Linked DNA regions of Homo sapiens: region 2 is linked to region 1. A link is an interaction called in ENCODE POLR2A ChIA-PET data of the cell type or tissue named here. Cell type or tissue: CD4-positive, alpha-beta T cell. All regions are shown on one strand. Each heading gives the region's core, and the rest is flanking DNA. Links, peaks and the distances in the headings are about the cores only. Region 1 overlaps LOC105377763 (a long non-coding RNA gene). Region 2 has its middle 9.9 kb from the start of RNF130.

Region 1 (10,701 bases), core at 1,705-5,704:
ATCTGGGCGACAGAGTGAGACTCTGTCTCAAAGGAAAAAAAAAAAAAATTAGCTGGGCTTGGTGGCATGCGCCCTACAGTCCGAGTTACTCCTGAGACTGGGACAGGAGAATCGCATGAACCTGGGAGGCAGAGGATGCAGTGAGCCAGCATCACACCACAGCACTCCAGAGCCAGACTCTGTCTCAAAAAAAAAATAAAGAAAATTTTAAAATCCAGCCGGGCACAGTGGCTCACACCTGTAATCCCAGCACTTTGGGAGGCCAAGGCAGGTGGGTCACCTGAGGTCAGGAGTTCGACACCAACCTGGCCGCCAACATGGTGAAACCCTATTTCTACTAAAAATACAAAAATTAGCCAAGCATGATGGCAGACGCCTGTAATCCCAGCTACTTGGGAGGCTGAAGCAGGAAAATCACTTGAACCGGAGAGGTGGAGGTTGCAGTGAGCCAAGATCGCGCCACTGCACTCCAGCCTGGATGACAAAGTGAGACTCTGTCTCAAAACAAAAACAAAAACAAAAAACAGATTAGGTTACCAAGGGATGGGAGGACACAGTTTGTGTGTGTGTGTGTGTGTGTGTGTGTGTGTGTAAACACAAGGGGGCTTCCTTTTGGGCTGATGAGAAATTGGCACTATAGTGGTGATAGTTTTGCAACATTGTAATAAAAGTCACTGAATGGTACACTTCAAAACGGTCAATTTTATATGAGTTTTATCACAATAAAAGAAGTAAAAGGAGGAAGATGCTTTACATAAAAACATTAAGCAAAACTTACATGTAGCATGCCAAAATAGCAAAACTCATAAAGGGATCCAAGAATGCCTAAAGTTTAGGGAATATTGCTTTGGCCAGACTACTTGAAAACAAATACAGTCCTAGGGTGGAGAAAGGTATCTGCCCCACCAAACCTGCAGAAGGCAGGGAGTCCCACAGCCCAGTGCGGGCCCTGTTTAGAAAGGTTCATCTACAGGTCAGATGCGGTGGCTCACGTCTGTAATCCCAGCACTTTGGGAGGCTGAGGTGGGTGGATCACCTGAGGTCAGGAGTTCGAGACCAGCCTGGCCAACATGGCAAAACCCCATCTCTACTAAAAAAAATACAAAAAGTTAGCTGGGTGTGGTAGCAGGCGCCTGTAATCCCAGCTACTTGGGAGGCTGAGGCAGGAGAATTGCTTGAACCTGGGAGGTGGAGGTTGCAGGGAGCTGAGATCGCACCATTGCAGCCTGGGCGACAGAGCGAGACTGTCAAAAATAAAAAATAAATAAAAAAAGAAAGGGGCATCCAAGTGGATCAAGGGCCTGAAATAAAAGGAGCAGGATGATATTTTGAAATATCTAACTTTGTTCTTTCTGCTCTAGAATTTCACACCCTGGTCCTGAGCCCTGCCAAAGGGCAGCCCAACTCATTGCCCCAGGAGATGAAAGCCACAGAGCATAAAGTCGGAACAAAGAAAGCAGGAACAAAGGACCCTGGCTTTCACCTCCTACAGCTCAGAATCCTCTGGGGAATAGAGCTTTGCAAAAATATTTCTGGGTTTGAGGAGGCAGGTCAAAAAGGCTGTGTAGGTTTGTCAAGCAAGAGGAGAGATGAGGGCCAGGTGTGGTGGCTCACACCTGTAATCCCAGCACTTTGGGAGGCCAAGGCAGGCGGATCATCTGAGGTCAGGAGTTCGAGACCTGCCTGGCCAACATGGTGAAACCCCGTCTCTACTAAAAATACAAAAATTAGCCAGGTGTTGTGGCACAAGCCTGTAATCCCAGTTACTCGGGAGGCTGAGGTGGGAGAATTTCTTGAACCTGGGAAGCAGACGTTGCAGTGAGCTGAGATTGTGCCACGCATTGCAGATTGGGCAACAGAGCGAGACTCCGTCTCAAAAAAAAAAAAGGAGAGATGAAGAGAAGCGTAAGTGAGGATCTCACTTGGTCTTCTATCTTGGAAAAAAATCTTTTCTTGCTGGGCACGGTGGTTCATGCCTGTAATCCCAGCAGTTTGGGAGGCTAAGGTGGGAGGATTGCTTGAGCCCAGGAGTGTCAGACCAGCCTGAACAACATGGTGAAACCCCATCTTTCCAAAAAGTAAAAAATTAGCTGGGTGTGGTGGCGCACGCCTGTATTTCCAGCTACTCTGGAGGCTGAGGTGGAAGGATCACAAACCTGGGGAGGTCAAGGCTGCAGTGAGCCGTGATAGTGCCACTGCACTCCAGCCTTGCTGACATAATAATACCCTGTCTCAAAAAAAAAAAAAAAAAAAAAAGCCAGGCGTGGTGGCTCACGCCTGTAATCCCAACACTTTGGGAGGCTGAGGCAGGTGGATCACTTGAGGTCAGGAGTTTGAGACCAGCCTGGCCAACGTGGTGAAACCCCATATCTACTAAAAATACAAAAGTTAGCTGGGCATGGTGGCAGGCGCCTGTAATCCCAGCTACTCAGGAGGCTGAGACAGGAGAATCACTTGAACCTGGGAGGCTGAGGTTGCAGTGAGCCAGGATCATGCCATTGCACTCCAGCCTGGGCAACAACAGCAAAACTCTATCTCAAAAAAATAAAAAAGGCCGGGCACAGTAGCTCATGCTTGTAATCCCAGCACTTTGGGAAGCCAAGGCGGGCAGATCATCTGAGGTCAGGAGTTCAAGACCAGTCTGACCAACATGGTGAAACCTCATCTCTACTAGAAGTAGAAAAATTAGGCATGGTGGTGTGCATCTGTAGTTCCAGCGACTCAGGACTCTGAGGCGGGAGAATTGCTTGAACCCTGGAGGCGGAGGTTGCAGTGAGCCATGATCATGCCATTGTACTCCAGCCTGGGCAACAGAGTGAGACAAAATAGTCTTTTCTTGGTGCCACATTCCCCTTCCAGCTACTGTGTCATTTCTTTGCTTCCCTTTATAACTAAATTCCAAAAAGTTGCTTATATTCACATCCCCAATTCCTCCCTTCCCTGTTTGCTCTTAACCCCCTTCAACTTCTTTTTCTTTTTTAGAGATGGGGTCTGGCTGTGTCACCCAGGCTGGAGCGCAGTGGTGTGATCATGGCTCACTGAGTCTCAAACTCCTGGGCTCAAGTGATTCTCCCACCTCAGCCTCCCAAGTAGCTGGGACTAGAGGCATGTACCACCACGCCTGCCTAATTTTTTGTATTTTTAGTAGAGATGGGGTTTCACCATATTGGCCAGGCTGATCTTGAACTCCTGTCCTCGGGTGATCTGCCTGCCTTGGCCTCCCAAAGTGCTGGGATTACAGGTGTGAATCGCCGTGCCCAGCCTAGTTTTTTGTTTTTTGTAGACCTGGGGGTCTTGGGCCAAGCGTGGTGGCTCACGCCTATAATCCTGGCACTTTGGGAGGCCAAGGCAGGAAGATCGCTTGATGCCAGGAATTTGAGAACAGCCTGGGCAACAAAGTGAATTCTTGTCTCTACAAAAAAAAAAGGCCAGGCACAGTGGCTCACGCCTGTAATCCCAGCATTTTGGGAGGCTGAGGTGGGAGGATCACGAGGTCAGGAGTTCAAGACCAGCCTGAACATGGTGAAACCCCGTCTTCATTAAAAATACAAAAATTAGCTGGGTGTGGTGGCACACGCCTGTAATCCCAGCTACCCAGGAGGCTGAGGCAGGAGAATTGCTTGAACCCTGGAGGCAGAGGTTGCAGTGAGCCGAGATCGCACCACTGCGCTCCAGCCTGGGCGACAGTGAGACTCCATCTCAAAAAAAAAAAAAAAGAAGAAGAAAGGAAAAAAAAGTCCAGGCGTGGTGGATCATGCCTGTAATCCCAACACTTTGGGAGGCCAAGGCGGGCAGATCACTTGAGGTCAGGAGTTTCAGAGCCACCTGGCCAATATGGTAAAACCCCGTCTCTACTGAAAATACAAAAATTAGCCAGGCATCGCCGGGCATGGTGGCTCACACCTGTAATCCCAGCACTTTGGGAGGCTGAGGCAGACAGATCATGAGGTCAGGAGTTCAAGACCAGCCTGAGCAATATGGTGAAACCCCATCTCTACTAAAAATACAAAAATTAGCTGGGTGTGGTGGCACCCGCCTCTAGTCCCAGCTACTCAGGAGGCTGAGGCAGGAGAATCGCCTGAACCTGGGAGGCAGAGGTTGCAGTGAGCCGAGATTGCACGAGATTGCGCCACTGCACTCCAGTCTGGGTGACAGAGCCAGACTCTGTCTCAAAAAAAAAAAAAAAAAAAAAAAAAATTAGCCAGGCATGGTGGTGTGTGCCTGTAGTCCAAGCTACTCGGGAGGCTGAGGCGAGAGAATCGCTTGAACCTGGGAGGCAGAGGTTGCAGTGAGCTGAGATCATGCCACTGCATTCCAGCCTGGGTGACAGAGTGAGACTGCATCTCAAAAAAAAAAAAAAAAAAAAGGCCAGGCATGGTGGCTCACGCCTGTAATCCCAACACTTTGGGAGGCTGAGGTGGGCGGATCACGAGATCAGGAGATGGAGACCATCCTGGCTAACACTGTGAAACCCCGTCTACTAAAAATACAAAAATTAGCCGGGTGTGGTAGCACGCGCCTGTAGAAGCTACTTGGGAGTTTAAGGCAGGAGAATCGCTTGAACCTGGGAGGCGGAGGTTGCAGTGAGCCGAGATCGCACCACTGCACTCCAGCCTAGGCGACAGAGCGAGACTCCGTCTAAAGAAAAAAAAAAAAAAAAAGGAAGAAGAGATGAGGGGGTCTCACTACGTTATGTTGCCCAGGCTGGTCTCGAACTCCTGGGCTCAAGTGATCCTCTCACCTTGGCCTTCTAAAGTAGTGGGATTACAGGCATGAGCCACTGCACCTGGTCTACCTTGAACTTCAGATTTCTCACGTCCCACTGTCCCCCGCCTGCCCTTGTCAAGGATGCTGTGCCCTCCCTGTGGTTAAGGCTTCTGCCTAGTTTTCTATCCTCATCGCAGTGCATCAGCAGCGTCTCGTGAGTTGACCCCTCCTCCTTGAAACCCTGGCTTCACTTGGTTTCTAGGGCACCATGCTCTTCTCATTTCCCTCTGATTTACCTCACAGGTGTGCCCTCCCAGTGTCTTGCCAGTTTCATTCACTCTCATTTCTTTGAGGTATGTGCACAATGTATCCTCCCTTCCCACTTCATGTTTTCTTTTGTTTTTTTTTTTTTTTTTTTGAGACGGAGTCTCGCTCTGTCGCCCAGGCTGGAGTGCAGTGGTGTGATCTCGGCTCACTGCAAGCTCCACCTCCGGGTTCACGCCATTCTCCTGCTTCAGCCTCCTGAGTAGCTAGGACTACAGGCGCCCGCCACCACGTCCAGCTAATTTTTTTTTTGTATTTTTAGTAGAGACGGGTTTCACTGTGTTAGCCAGGATGGTCTCCATCTCCTGATCTCGTGACCCGCCTGCCTCAGCCTCCCGAAGTGTTGGGATTACAGGCGTGAGCCACCACGCCTGGCCCTTTTTTTTTTTTTTTTTTTGAGATGCAGTCTCACTCTGTCACCCAGGCTGGAATGCAGTGGCATGATCTCAGCTCACTGCAACTTCTGCCTCCTGGATTGCAGCAATTCTCCTGCCTCAGCCTCCTGACTAGCTGGGATTACAGGTGTCCGCCACCATGCCCAGCTGATTTTTGTATTTTTGGTAGAGATGGGGTTTCACCATGTTGGCCAGGCTGGTTTTGAACCCCTTATCTCAGGTGATCCACCCACCTCGACCTCCCAGAGTACTGGGATTACAGGTGTGAGCCACCGTGCCTGGCCCCCACTTCTTGTTTCTAGCACCCATTAACACTTGACCTACTACATATTGTATTTATTCTTAGTCTCCTCCAACTAAAACATAAGCTCTATGGGGTTTGTTGTTCTGTTCCCGCCTGTATCTCAGTGTGGAGAAGTGCTCCCCACTTATTTGGCCCTCTCCAAATAGTTGTATTGCTATTTTTATTTTTATTTTTTTATTTATTTTGAGATGGAGTCTCACTTTGTCGCCCAGGCTGGAGTGCAGTGGCACAATTTCAGCTCACTCCAACCTTCGCCTCCCAGGTTCAAGCTATTCTCCTGCCTCAGCCTCCCAAGTATCTGGGACTGCAGGCACACACTACCATGCTGGACTAATTTTTGTATTTTTAGTAGAGACGGGGTTTCACCATATTGGTCAGGCTGGTCTCGAACTCCTGACCTCATAATCCACCCGTCTCAGCCTCCCAAAGTGCTGGGATTACCGGCGTGAGCCACCGCGCCCAGCCTATTTTTTCTTTGAGACGTAGTCTCACTCTGTTGCCCAAGCTGGAGTGCAGTGGCGCAATCTCGGCTTACTGCAACCTCTGCCTCCCGAGTTCAAGTGATTCTCCTACCTCAGCCTCCCAAGTAGCTAGGATTACAGGTCTGCACGACCACGATTGGCTAATTTTTGTGTTTTTAGCAGAGGTGGGGTTTTGCCATGTTGACCGGGCTGGTCTCAAACTCCTGACCTCAACTGATCCGCCCACCTTGGCCACCAAAGTGCTGGGATTACAGGCGTGAGGCACGATGCTTGGACCTCTCCAAGTACTTCTAGAATGAACAAAGCTCCACAAGAGATAGGCACCTGAATCCAGAGGAGCAGATACTGCTTAGCCATTGTCACAGATTTCTGCACCCTTAGGAGGCAGGAGAGGTGTCCAGGATGCTGTTGGGACTTCTGGTTATATCTGGTCAGCCCTGCTCTGACTGAAGCTGCAGCTGTGGCTCATGGTTCTGTACCCTGGGTCACTCTTCCCAATCTCTCTCCCCATGTTGACCAGGCTGGTCTCAAACTCCTGGCCTCAACTGATTCACCCACCTTGGCCCCCAGAGTGCTGGGATTATAGGCATGGAATTACATGGATTACAGTTTCCTGGAATGTCCCAAGTTAACTATGCCGAAGTTCCAGGATCAAGCTCTGTTTTTGTGAGGATTCAAGCTAAGGCAATGAGTAATAGAGGTAGCACTAGAAGACAGACCTAGCGATAGGAATCTAAAAGTAGATCACTTACCATTCGGAAGGCAACAAAGACACACACACACACACACACACAGTTGGTGATAACCTTGTGTCCTGAAGCATGAGACTCTTACCTGTGGTAGATAAGGAGATAGAAGTTGAAGAGAAAGCTTGGCTTATGCAGTAGCTTTGTCACTTGAAAGATGTGGAAGCAGCTGCTGTTGCAAGGATTATGGAGGTGGCTAGCTTTTCTAAATCACCTTAGCAGCTTTGAAGCAAGAGAATGAAAGATGCAGTTCAGCCTGCTATCTACTCAGAGTATGCTGTGAAAGGCAGGAACTCTCCCAAGACAACATGTAAAGAAAACCTTGCTTCCGTGGCCAGGAGGCAGAGCATGCTGAAAATGAGAACCAATATTTCATCACAAGAGCAGCAGAGCTGCAAAAGACACTTGTGCATCCTCAGCAGGTCTCCTGTACTAAAGTGGGGGCTTCTATTATTTTTATTTTTGTAGAGACGGGGATCTTGCTATGTTCCTCAGGCTGGTTTCGAACTCCTGGCCTCAACTGATCCACCTGCCATGGCCTCACAAACTTCTGGGATTACAGACATGAGCCACAGTAACCGGCCCATTGGGTGCTTTTAAAGGAATAAATGGGACTCTAGGCCTGACGTGGGATGTTTGGGTGGATGTACCAAAGAACCTTGAGCCCCCAGAGTCCCCTGAAGCATCCTGGCCAGCAGAAACTGCCTTCTTCCCATTGACAGAGGAGGACAGCTTCATCTAGCCTGGAGACAGTGCAGAGATCTCCCCGTTACAGGTGAGTACCCTGTAAGATAACACTAATCCTCCTCAAGATCCACCTCCTCTCATTGCCTCCAGACCAACAAGCAGGATCACATCTCAGCATAGCCCAAGCAGTGAAATATTTCCTACCCTAGGAGGAAATCACTCAGTCACCCAAAAAGTTGCAGGACCTGGGAGAACACTTGCGGGAGCGATCATGAGGGTACCAGATCCAGGTGGGGTACCAGATCCAGGCGGGGAGGGGGCAATAGAAGACCGGTGGGGCATTGATTGACAAGGGTGCATGCCCCAAGACTCAGGATTTAAAGTCCTGTCAAAGGACAGCTGGAGCTTGTCTTCACGCCAGACGGCTCCCGGAAGCTTGGACACCATAGTGGCCTACCATTAATGAGGTAGAGATGAAGGCTCAGGGAAGTGGGAATGTTAGAACGGATTTATTACATGAGACCAGAAGGTGTTTCATGGAGCTGCCCAGAGGAGGCGCTCTTCACTAAGGCAATGCAGAATGTGGACGTGAGGGGGCACTGGTGTCATAGAAAGCTGGTGGTGGCTGTGCTCTGTGGCTAGGAGATGCTGCCATGGAACTTGGCTCCTTAGTGTCTTGGGGATGACACGATTCTGGAATGGCATTTAACCATTCTGGATGGCAACATTTAACCCTCAGAAGCCAAGAGGGCTCTTATACTGTGTAGCAAGATTGGAATGGCAACTGTGGGAGGGGGAGTGCTTCTCAGGGATCTATGGCAATGATGATAATAGGTCATTGATGGGCAGCCAACCAAAGAAAGGGAGGCAGACAGTGACTGACAGAAAAGGTTGGGAACAAGGATGAGGGTCATGCTGCAGAGATCTGACAGTCTTCCGCTGACAGTGCCATACCCCTGTGGGAAAGACAGGAAAACCTCCAAATTAACTGAAATTCAGTTTCTACCACTACATTAGAGTGGCAGGTTTGACCTACAGATTGAATTACAGAAAGATATTTTAGGCCAGGTGCAGTGGCTCACGCCTGTAATCCCAGCCCTTTGGGAGGTTAAGGCAGGAAGATCGCTTGAAGCAAGAAGTTCAAGACCAGCCTGGGCAATATAATGAGACTCCCATCTCTACAAAAAGAAAATCAAAGAAAAAGAAATTTTGTTTTGTTTTTGAGAGAGTCTCGCTCTGTCACCCAGGCTGAAGTGCAGTGCTGTGATCTCAGCTCACTGCAACCTCCGCCTCCCAGATTCAAGTGATTCTCCTGCCTCAGCCTCCCAAGTAGCTGAGATTACAGGCACCCGCCACCACGCCTGGCTAATTTTTTGTATTTTTAGTAGAGACGGCATTTCACTGTGTTGGCCAGGATGGTCTCGATCTCCTGATCTCATGATCCACCTGCCTCGGCCTCCCAAAGTGCTGGGATCACAGATGTGAGCCACTGCGCCCAGCCAAAAGAAAAACATTTTAAAACCGTTTGAGAATGTGGAGTGAGCTATACCAGCCACAGGGACGAAGGAGGAGGCCAAGCAGTAAGAGATGCTAAGGAATGGCCTGTGGGGAAGTAAATGTGACGTATGCATCGGAAGCAGACTCAGCAAGCAGCAGTGACGAGACCAGGACCTCAACCTGCAGCTAGGCACTCTGAAGCCCCTAACACAGGTGACAGGTGGCGTCTGGGACTGTAACAAGTACCAGTAAAAATTGTCAGTGGCGGCCAGGAGCGGCAGCTCATGCCTGTAATCCCAGCACTTTGGGAGACGGAGGCGGGTGGATCACTTGAGGTCAGGAGTTCAAGACTAGCCTGGGCAACTTGGTGAAGCCCCATCTCTACTAAAAATACAAAAACTAGCTGGGCGAGGTGGCGCACACCTGTAGCCCCAGCAACTCGGGAGGCTGAGGCAGGAGAATCGCTTGAACCCGGGAGGCAGAGGTTGTAGTAAGACGAGATTACACCACTGCACCCCAGTCTGGGCAACAGAATGAGACTCGGTCTCAAAAAAAAAAAAATTGTCAGTGGCGATTGTGCAGGGATGGTTGTCCAAAATAGAATATTAGCCAGAAAAGCACAAGAAGCACAAATCTTTAGAGGAAAAACTGACCCTGCAAAGCCCAGAAGTCCTTGAGGCCGGGCGCAGTGGCTCATGTCTGTAATCCCAGCACTTTGGTAGGCTGAGGCGGGCAGATCGCCTGAGGTCAGGAGTTCAAGACCAGCCTGGCCAACATGATGAAACTCCATCTCTACTAAAAATACAAAAGTTAGCCGGGTGTTATGGCATCCACCTGTAGTCCCAGCTACTTGGGTGGCTGAGGCAGGAGAATCACTTGAACCCGGGAGGTGGAGGTTGCAGTGAGCCGAGATTGTGTCACTGCACTCCAGCCTGGGCGACAGTGCAAGACTCCATCTCAAAAAAACAAAAACAAACAACAACAACAACAAAAAACAGCCTGAGCAACATGGCCAGACTCCATCTTTACAAAAAAATTTTTTTAATTAGCCAGAGGTAGTGGCATGCACCTGTGGTCCCAGCTACTCTGGAGGCTGAGGCAGGAAAATCGCTTGAACCTGGGAGGTTGAGGCTGCAGTGAGCTATGATCACACCACTGCACTCCAGCCTGGGCAAAAGAGCAGGACTCTGTCTCAAAAAAATAAAAATAAAAGGTGCTTGAGAGAACGTGTGCAGGGTAAAAAGGGTGAAAAACATATGCGACTGTGCCACAGCCACAGGTCCCATGGAGGATCCATGCATTGGCCTTGTGTTGGCCAGGATGGAGCTGTGCCCTCCTTTCCGTAGGGGCCCCAGGGTGTCTGATTACAGCTGGCAGGGTGTTCTCCAGAAAGTTACCTGCCTGTCCCATGTCTGGCCAGGAGTACAGTGTTCACAACCACAGTCCCCACTTCTCTACTTTTCCTGCCTGCATCTTGCTTAGCTCCGAATGGCTTCCCACTATACACTTTAATCTTGCTCCTGCCAGACATGGTGGCACATAGCTGTGGTCCCAGCTAC
Region 2 (10,701 bases), core at 4,127-8,126, 410 kb before region 1:
AAAGTAAATTCTATGAAGCTGATGTGGTCTTCGACAAGAAGTAGAAAATCATTATAAGCTCTCTTCACCTGAAGATTCCGATCGTTTCTGGAAGTTCTTTGAAGAACTTGATCCTGAAAAGCCAGCTGATCACTTTCTGCAAGCCTCGGACTTCAGTTAGGTGGTCCTTATGATATCCTTGCTGGAAAACATAAAATTAAGAAAAATTCAACAGGCCTGAATGTTAGCCTTCATTGGAGGTTTTACCATGATCCTCCTGAGTTCCAGACCGTCATTATTGGAGATAATAAAACTCAGTACCACATGGGGTATTTCAGGGATTCTTCTGATGAACTTCCTGCATATGTTGGTATAAATGAAGCAAAGAAAAAGTGTACAATTGTTCCAAATGGAGATAATGTATTTGTGGCAGTCAAATTATTTTTGATGAAAAAACTTAAAGAAGTAACGCATAAAAAGAAAACTAGGCCGGGTGCAGTGGCTCACGCCTGTAATCCCAGCACTTTGGGAGGCCGAGGCGGGTGGATCACCTGAGGTAGGGAGTTTGAGACCAGCCTGACCAACATGGAGAAACCCCATCTCTACTAAAAATACAAAATTAGCCGGGCGTGGTGGCGCATGCCTGTAATCCCAGCTACTCGGGAGGCTGAGGCAGGAGAATCGCTTGAACCCGGGAGGTGGAAGTTGCAGTGAGCCAAGATCGTGCCATTGCACTCCAGCCTGGGCAACAACAGCAAAACTCTGCCTCAAAAAAAAAAAAAAAAAAACTAATCTCTTGAAAAACATAGATGAAAAACTCGCAGAAGCAGCCAGAGAAATGGGGTCCTCACTGGAACAGACAACCACGAAGATGAAACCGATAAGAAAGTTGTGACGAAGGCCTTTCATGGTGCAGGCTTGGCTGTTCCAGCAGATAAAAATGATGTTGGGTACAGAGAGCTCCCTGAAACAGATGCTGACGTCAACAGAATTTGCAAGACAATAGTTGAGGCTGCAAGTGAGGAGAGACTGAAAGCTTTTGTTCCCATTCAGGAAATGATGACTTTCGTGCAGTTTGCTAGTGATGAATGTAATTGTGGGAAGGGGCGTGAGTTGGGAATGGAGCTCTTTTGCTGTGGCTCACATTATTTTCATAAAGTTGCTGCTCAGCATTTACCTCTTGCATATAATCTGTTGAAGAGGAATCTGCAGAAATTATTGAGGATCATTTGGCAAACAGAAGTAAAGAGAACATAGAGCAACTTGCTGCATGAGTCAGGTGGCTTTGTTTGGTGTACAGTATTTCAAAGGATTAGTATTAAACTTGTGATTTTTGTTTTGTTTTTAAGGAATATAAAAAATAAACATTTACTAAAAACATTTATAATTAAAGAAAAAAAAGAGAAAAGGCAAAGGAGGAGAAAATCGAGAAGGTAAGGGCATCTCCTACCCCATGGGTCAGGATGGTACCAGGCAATGCATCTCTACACACAGAGCACCCACCCAGAACCCGCTGCCTTCACACAGTCCCCTCCCTTCGGGAAGTCAGCATAAGCACACCAGCCGGTCTGCGATGTCATCTTATCTGCTGTTGCAGTCAGGGGCTCAGGCTTAAAGCAATCAGCCCTGGCATTTCCTTGTTGACTCTATTCGTCCAGAGTGGTTGGGCAGGTATCAAAATTGGCTGAAGGCCAGGTGTGGTGGCTCTTGCCTGTAATCCCAGCACTTTGGGAGGCCAAGGCAGGAGGATCTCCTGAGCCCAGAATTTGAGAGCAGCCTGGGCAACATAGAGAGTCCCCGTCTCTACCAACGGAAAAAAAATGGCTGAAGATAAGAATTTTTTTTCTGCCATTGAGGGAATGCTTTCTCTCTCCCCATCTAGCAGGAATGAGGAAGTGCCTTGCTCCAGTTGCGGCTGGCATTTATCTTGCAGCTGTGAGAGAAGACGGCCTTGGGGACAAAGACTGTGAAAGGCCACGCAGGCTGTCCAAAACCCTTTCTTCCCCGGATCCCCTTCTCAAGGAAGCCCATGTCAGTGAGGGTTTCTGTTACTTGCAGCCCAAGGCATCCCAATGGCCCCCAATGGGTGTCTCTTGTCCCAGCCTGGGATGCTGCTGGCATGCCCCAGGTGATGCTGGAGAGACTCCTGACTCATCCCAGGGGCAGGGCAAGCCACATCTGTCACAGGGGAACAAGTGTGCCTGTTACTGCCGCTACCCAGATCTATGTGCCTTATACCTATAAGTGCATCCCAATTTTCCTTGGGAAACCCTCCAGACACCAACCAATTCTGGCATCAACTGGGTGTCCTATGGTTCAAGCTGATTCTGACACTTAACTACTCGGAGTTGACTTGACACTCCATAGGGTTTAGTCCCATAATACTGGCCTGTCTTCAGGTGCCAAGTTACCCACACTTTGGTCTGACTTGGCTACAAAGTCAGGGGTTCCCACAACCTGCCCTACTTCAGGTTCTGTAATTTGCTAGAATGACTCACAGGACTCAGGAAGGTACTTACCTTACTCTTGCCATCATAAAGGATACAACTCAGGAACCGCCAAATGGAGGAGATGCACAGGGCGAGGGATGAGGAAAGGGGCCTGGAGCCCGCATACCCTCTCTGGGTGCATCCCCTCCCAGCATATCAGTGTGTTCACCAACCCAGAAGCTCGGAGGCTTCATTACCCGAGCCTTGACCAGTGGAGACTGATTCAGTCTCCAGCTCCCCACCCCTCCCTGGAGATTGGGGGTTGGGGCTGAAAGTCCTGACCCTCTAAATGCATCGTTGGTTCCTCTGGCAACCAGCCCTCATCCTGAAGCTATCTAAAATCATTATCAGAGATTACCACCATTATCAGAGATTCCAAGGGTTTCGGGAGTTATGTGCCAAAAGCAGGGACCAAGACCAACATTTATTTTTTATTGTACCACCCTCTCCATTTTCAGCCCATGGGGCTGGGTCAAGGGGTCCTCCCCCTAGGCCTCTAGGAAGAAACACGTGGTCTGGTCCATTGGAGCATTTTATTGAGCTGGTCCAAGTGGCTGGCTTAATGGGACTCACGACATGAGATAAGCCACTGAGGCTCAGAATACGGAATGGTAAGTCCTTTAAAAAAGAGAAAGCATTTCTGTCCTGCTGTGCCCCGCTGGGATTCTGAGACGGCAGAACGTTCCTCCTGAATGTGCTGGGACACGCCGGGGGTCATCTTGTACCCACACAGGGAGAGCCACCTGAGAACAAATGAAGGCAACCCAGGGGAGAGCAAGGTTGAGACAGGGACAGAGGGAGCCCAACATTGATGATATCTTTTGAGCGTGTAGATTCAGTCATGCCTTAGATCAGACCCATTATATTCTCCTCCTGCTTGAGCTGGGCTTCACATACTTGCAACCACCATGGCACTGATCAGTGCCTGCCACCCTTAGTTTGCGGGGCCATCAGATTGCTTAAGGGCCCTCCCCAACTGCCCTCTTCACTCTTAGCTGAAAATCCCAAGTTCTAGATTTTCAGAGTTGGGGCCCCTCCATCAGGAGGAGCTCCCTTCTCTAGGATAGGCCTAATTTGGGAGTGTTTTAAAATGAGTACATGGGAAATTTCAAGAGGCCAAGACCCCAGAGCCCAGCCTGGGAGTATTTCAGTGCTCCCTCCCCTTTGTCTCTACCTCCGTCAGTTAGGGCTGCATTCAGATGCAAATAACAGCAAATCTTTCACACGAGGGTTTAAACAAAGAAGTGCAGAAGAATGCGCCAGGCTGGCTGAGCCCTGGCTCAGCTCAGGGGCCCAGGCTCCCTTGTCCGTCTCCACTGCCTTTAGTGCATGGCTTCTGTCCTCAGGACCCCATGTGGCAGGAAGAAGGAGAAATACAGCACAACTGACCTCCCAGCCGGTGCATTGCCCAGAACCTCTGCAGGCTGGGACGTGCTGTGGGAGGGGGGCGGGTGGGGAGGATCTTCGATTGTTTGCTAATGTATTCCAAGTACCTAGAACTGCTGCTCCATAAAAATGTGCTGAATGAACGAGTGGGTGGATGAACGGATGGATGCCCATACAGGCAAACTGAATTTTTACTTCCTACAGCCTCTGCTGTGGAGTCAGGCGTGGGAGAAGGGGTGAGCATTGAGTGGCCCCTTAAGGCATCTGTCACTCTGTTCCTCACGCTGACACGTGATCTCTTGACATCCCCATTGGCTGTCACCTTCTACAGGTGGAATCTCTTCTTTTGTTTGTTTGTTGGAGTTGGAGTTTCGCTCTTGTTGCCCAAGCTGGAGTGCAGTAACGCGATCACGGCTCACTGCAACCTCTGCCTCCTGGGTTCAAGTAATTCTCCTGCCTCTAGCCTCCTGAGTAGCTGGGATTACAGGTGCCTGCTACCACACCCAGCTAATTTTTTTGTATTTTTAGTAGAAACGGGATTTCACCATGTTGGCCAGGCTGGTCTCAAACTCCTGACCTCAGGTGAACCACCCGCCTCGGCCTCCCAAAGTGCTGGGATTACAGGCGTGAGCCACCGCGCCCGGCAAGAGATTTCTCTTGTCATCTATGTGAGCCGATCTGGAACTCTCAACCCCCACCAAACTTTTTTAGAATATTCTTGTTGTTGTTTGTATTTTGTTTTCTTTTGAGACAGGGTCTCATCCTGTCACCCAGGCTGGAGTGCAATGGTACAAACACAGCTCACTGTAGCGTCAATAGCCTCAACTTCCTGGGCTTAAGCAATCTTCCTGCCTCAGCCTCCAGAGTAGCTGGGACACCACAACGCCCAGCAAATTATTTTATGATTTTTTGTAGAGATGGGGGTCTCGCTATGCTGTTCAGGCTGGCCTTAAACTCCTGGCCGCAAGTGATCCTCCCGTCTCAGCCTCCCAGAGCACTGGAATTACAGGGGTGAGCCATTGCACCCAGCCCGCCTGAGAACTTGCACCTTTCTGTTGGGATCTGGCAAATGCATCATACTAGCAACAGCTATTCATCCGGAAGAGGGGGTTGCATGGCTCATCCTCTAGGCTTAACCTTGGGCAGGAGTTTGAGGGTCCTGGGATTTTTAAAGTTTCCCTTTGTACTTTCCAGTCCTTGTTCATACATATGGACTTGTTCCACATAATGGCAACCAGAGATTTATTTGTATTCTGCTTTTGCACTCAACAGAACATCGTAAGTGTTCACGTTGCTACAGCCTGTTCGATATATTAATAGCTGCATAACCATCCTCAAATTTGTTGCACCACAATTTGCTTAACAAATAAAGGAGTTTATTTCCAACTTTTTGTCCCTGTAGCTAATGCTACAGTAAATATCCTTATGCACATAGTTTGTTTTCTCTTGTGTTGAATGTTGGCTTAAAAGTGTCCTGGACTCTGGTGTCAGCTCTGGACTGGCAGCTTGCATTGCCCGCCCACCTGAATCCCCAGGCTGCTGGTCATGGAAAAGCTTCTGGGTCTCTCATGTCAGACTCTCGGCTGACCACAAATGATCTGCACATTGTCCCCTACCTGGAAGACATGTCTGAGAGAGAAGATCAAAACCCCACCTCTACTTCTGAAAGAAACCAGCCAGCGTTCACCTGGCAGGAAGTGGGATCAGGGATCTGCATGGGCTTCCCCCTGCAGCAGACGGAGGCTGCCCTTGCCTGCCCGTTGCCCACTAAGCTATTTTGGCCCTGGAAGGGGGCCCATTCCTCCTCCATCAGATACTCTCTTGGCAGAGCTGACAGTCAAGGTGGTTCGAGTTTCTACAGTCAAGGGGCAGGCATCTGATCCAAGGTAGGAAGCTTGTGTTCTTCCTTGAGGAACCCAGCACTGGCTTTGCCCGACAGCAGCACCCTCATAGAACCCTTTGGTTCCAGCCACCCCAACCCGCACGGCTGCATGAGGGCTGTCCTTTCTGAGCCTAGCCCTGCTACCCTCCCTCTGAGAAGTGAAGTCGGCTAGGCTTCTGGGTCGGGTGGGGACTTGGAGAACTTTTGTGTCTAACTAAAGGATTGTAAACAGACCAATCAGCGCTCTGTGTCTAGCTAAAGGTTTGTAAACGCACCAATCAGCACTCTGTCAAAACGGACCAATCAGCACTCTGTAAAATGGACCAATCAGCACTCTGTAAAATGGACCAATCAGCAGGATGGGGGGGCGGGGCAAATAATGGAATAAAAGCTGGCCACCCCCTGCGGCAGCGGCAACCCGCTTGAGTCCTGTTCCACGCTGTGGAAACTTTGTTTTTTTTTCTTTGCAATAAATCTTGCCACTGGCTCACGGTTTGGGTGAGGCACTGCATTTATGAGCTATGACACTCACTGGAAAGGTCTGCAGGTTCACTCCTGAAGTCAGTGAGACCACAAACCCACCGGGAGGAACGAACAATCTTGGACGCGCCGCCTTTAAGAGCTGTAAGACTCACTGCGAAGGTCTGCGGCTTCACTTCTGAAGTCAGGAAGACCACGAACCCACCAGAAGGAAGAAACTCTGGACACATCTTAACATCTGAAGGAACAAACTCTGGACACACCGTCTTTAAGAATTGTAACACTTGCTGTGAGAGTCTGCAGCTTCATTCTTGAAGTCAGGGAGACCAAGAACCCACCAGAAGGAACCAGTTCCGGACGCACTTCCAGCCAGATGAGTGGCTCTGCAGACTTCCAAAGGAGCCGCTTTCTGTGCAAGTTGGACCAAGTCTGTTTCTCCTGTCCATGAGGATAAGGGTCCTGGATATCCTAGGTCGCCTGGTGGAGGGGCCCTCGGGAATCCAACGATCACCACTGCAAGTCAGCCTCAGCACCAGCACTCAGATGCAGGGGTGGCTGGCCTCAGGCTTCCTCAGCCCAGGTGCATGGCCTCTCGCTCAGCTCTTTGTGGCTCAGTCATTCATCACTCTGATCAAACTCATCTTGACAAAGGACAAAGCAATACCTTCGATCCTGCTTTTTAGCAGCCATCCTGGCAGCCTGTGACTGCTCAGCCTCCCAAAGGCAGGACCAGGTCCAGGACCCACCCGAATTCCTGGACAGAGCTCGACTGTCAGCTTGAGGCTTCCTGGGCTGGGCCAAATGCAAAGAAACCCAGGGGTCCTCTGCATCCTGAGCCTGGCGCCAACCTGCAGTAGCAACATGAGTGAGGCCCAGGAGCCTGCCAGGACTGGGTTTACGCCCCAGAGCCGCCACTCACTACTCATCAGCTGGACAAAGAGCTTCTCTGAGTTTCAGTTTCCAGATCTGCAAAATAGGTGTAACAATCCCTGTGTCTGAGCATCTGCAGGGAGATCAAATTCTCGTCTCTGGAACATGACAGCTTCCAAATCTGAGCCATCCTGTCACTTCTCTTGGGTCAATTGGGGTTTCCACGATGTCACCCCATCAGACTGTCACTAACATGGCCTGAGAGCCCTGGGCTCGGGGACTGCCAGCATGGTAGGTTTCCCTCCCCGTACTCCTGCCGTTACTTCCCTGATGAGACCATCCCCCAGAGAAGGGAAAGGAGGGCAGTTTCGTTCATTTAGTGCAGAGCCTGGGAGGTGGGAGGAGCCTGGGCTAGCTTCATTTTTTTGAGGTTCTTGGTATGCTACAGATGAGAAGGTTGCAGTGATTGTGGTATAATTTCAGTGTTCTCACAACAAATTAGAACACAGCATACTTGTGGTGTTGACAGGACAACTGCAGAACTCAGTACATTTCCTGGGGAGTTCTGAGTGGTGCAGTCTTAGGGCAGGATACAAGCTTTGGGTCTCAGGATGGCTGTCCACTTCTGCTGGATCTGGGGTGCACCCTTACAGTCTGAATTTCTAGAAAAAGGCATAATCAAACCCCCTGCAGAACTTTCACGGGATCCCATTCAAATAAAACAGGGTGGAGGGACACGTTGAGATGTTTGGAAATATCTGAATAAGGGTGGGATATGGGGTTATTTTAGGGAATTCATTGTTCATAGGGAATTCACTGTTCATTGTCCCAGCCGTGATAGCATGGAAGAACAGCCCAAAGGGTCATAAGATAGTTCAGGAAAGAGCTTTACAAGTCAAAGTGACAGAGCAGCAGGTCCCCAACACTTTTGACACCAGGGACCAGGTTTAGTGGAAGACAATTTCTCCATGGACTGGAATCAGGCTGGGGGTGGTTTTGAGATGATTCAAGCACATTACATTTATTGTGCACTTTAATTCTATTATTATTAACTTGTAATATATAATGAAATATTATACAACTCACCATAATGTAGATCAGTGGGAGCCCTGAGCTTGTTTTCCTGCAACTAGACAGTCCCATCTGGAGGTGATGGAAGACAGTGACAGATCATCAGGCATTAGATTCTCATAAGGAGCACGGAACCTAGATCCCTCGCACACACAGTTCACGGTACGGCTCACGCTCCTATGAGAATTCAGTGCTGCTGCTGATGTGACAGGAGGTGGAGCTTAGGTGGTAACGTGAGCAATGGGGAGCAGCTGTAAATACAGATGAGGCTTCACTCGCTCACCAGCCTGCTCCGTGAGGTTGGGGACCCGTCAGATACAGCATTTATGACCACATGATAACCACAGCTGAATCCAGGTGGTGGGATACACAGCTGCTTCATTGTACCAATCTCAACTTTTTCATGTATTTGAAATTTTTCATTAGAAGAGAGTAAATTTTTTGGATTGCTACTGCAAATATGTTGTAGATTTTTCTAAATAAAATGCCATTACGTCATGTCCTGGTGGCAGTGGGCACCCGGTGCCTGCGAGTGCCTGCTCTGGGGGGTGCCTGTGGGAGGGTGGTGTTTCAGTCCTCACCCAGGCTGAACCCTTCACAGACCTCACCTCTATAGCAACAAGTCACAGGGAATGGGGTAACTACAGCGGCCACATGTTCCAGGCATCTGTCCTCTGATTTGCATCTGGCAGAGCTAGAGAGGCAGAGGTCATCATCTCCACTTCACAGAGAGAAACTGACCCCAAGGGGACGAGAACTTGCAGAGATCACAGAGCTGATTCGTGGCCAAGTGGGAATTTGAACCAATGGCATTCTGCTAAACCACTGTGAAAAATAAGAAAGAGGGGGAGGGGGAGGGAAGGGAGGCCTGATTTGTAGTGTGTGCCAATTTCCATGGTATAAATACTACTTTACTGCCGTGGCTGGTTTCAGAGTACCAATGTTTAACAACCGGCTTGCAGAATTTCTGAATATTTAATAATTGGCTCCAGCACAGCATCGATTTAAACCCAGGCCTAGGCATCTGTCCCTTGAGCTCCTCTTCCGTTTTCTGTCCTTTGCACACCAGTTGCATAATTTCTCCACATCTGTGTTCTACCTGTTATTTATTAAATAGTTTTCTTTAAGACATCTCACTTTTTGAAAGCAGGTGACATGACTATCATTGAAAGCTAAATCACTTGCTCTGAAGTAGAAGCTTATATTAAAATGAACGTTTATTTTTTTTAAATTAAAAAATGGTATTTGTACTTATTAAAGCTCCTAAGGAGAGTCGCAAAATACCCTTGCCGTGTGCTTGCCCTGGCGACCCACTCTGGGGACCTGGAGCCTGTCTCTTGGCCTTCTGTGAAGCCCATTAGATGGACACGGCTTCTCAATGGATTCTTTTGTTTTGAGATGGAGTCTTGCTCTGTTGCCCAGGCTGGAGTGCAGTGGTGCAATCTCGTCTCACTGCAACCTCTGCCTCCCAGGTTCGAGTGATTCTCCTGCCTCAGCCTCCAGAGTAGCTGGGATTACAGGTGCATGCCACCATACTCAGCTAATTTTTGTATTTTTAGTAGCGACGGGGTTTCACCATGTTGGCCAGGCTGGTCTCGAACTCCTGGCCTCAAGTGATCTGCCCACCTTGGCCTCCCAAAGTGCTGGGATTAACAGGCGTGAGCCACCGTGAATTCTTCACAAGGCAAATTCAGCAAATCTGATGTGAATGTGAAAAAGCTCGGCCAGTATCAGAAGCATCTCTTGTGTGGTTGATGTCTCCATAGAGCCCTTCACCTACAGCATCTGTGAGGACTTTAGGGTCTATAAGGAACACAGCCTCCCTGGACAGCCTGCTCCATGGAGTTGGACTGGGTTTCTGCAGGGCTTTTACCTGCAGCCACAGCTGGGGGTGGGGTTTCATAATTACCAACAGTGGAAGCCGCCAGCATAGATGGAGACTTACAAGGGGCAGGAGCAGGAGGTGGGCGTGGGGAGGGAAGACACAGATAAAAGAGGCTCAGGTGGGGAGGAAGGGGGCAGCTTGAAAATATGGCGCCAGTGCCTACCAACACGAAATACATGCCTGCACATGACACAGCATCCCACTCCGAAGGACACTCTCAGAGATGCAGACACATCCCCACCGAGAGGCATGCAGGCTTCATAACGGCTTGATCCATCACATTCACAAACGAAAATCAATATGAATGCCCATCCACAGGAAAATGGATAAATCAACAGTGGAACACTATACAGCAAATAAAAAGAGCAAACTATACCTACACACACAAAAACACGAAATCTCACAGACATAGGTTAAGAAAAAGAAACGACACCAAAGATTCCATATTGTATGATTCTATTTATATTATATAAAGTTCAACAACAGGCAAACTAATCAATGGTAACAGAAAGCAGGATAGTAGCTGGGTATGGTGGTGCACACCTGTAGTCTCAGCTACTCGGGAGGATGAGGTGGGAGCATTGCTGAGTCCAGGAGTTCAAGCCTGCAGGAAGCCATGATTGCATCACTGCGCTCCCGCCTGGGTGACAGACTAAGAC

Evidence for each region. ChIA-PET counts read pairs that join two places held together with the same protein. Peaks named below come from ENCODE experiments on the same cell type or tissue, not always from the same donor. Only the 100,000 strongest peaks of a DNase experiment are listed, where the experiment ranks them.
Region 2: POLR2A ChIA-PET joins it to region 1 with 5 read pairs; 2 of 35 experiments call an interaction of 5 or more read pairs at or near these places.

The regions. Positions count from the first base shown.
Region 1 is chr5:179,666,117-179,676,817 of GRCh38, reverse strand. LOC105377763 (a long non-coding RNA gene) reads right to left here. Exons shown (of 3, transcript NR_134260.1): 3 at 2,523-2,803. Among named protein-coding and RNA genes, the nearest start is that of CBY3, 9.6 kb to the left of the region's middle. In CD4-positive, alpha-beta T cell, for the core only: no CTCF peak of the experiment used is centred there; no DNase peak of the experiment used is centred there.
Region 2 is chr5:180,076,269-180,086,969 of GRCh38, reverse strand. It overlaps the pseudogene LOC646058. Among named protein-coding and RNA genes, the nearest start is that of RNF130, 9.9 kb to the right of the region's middle. In CD4-positive, alpha-beta T cell, for the core only: no CTCF peak of the experiment used is centred there; a DNase peak (open chromatin) is centred at 6,119; H3K4me3 peaks cover 440 bases; H3K27me3 peaks cover 2,574 bases.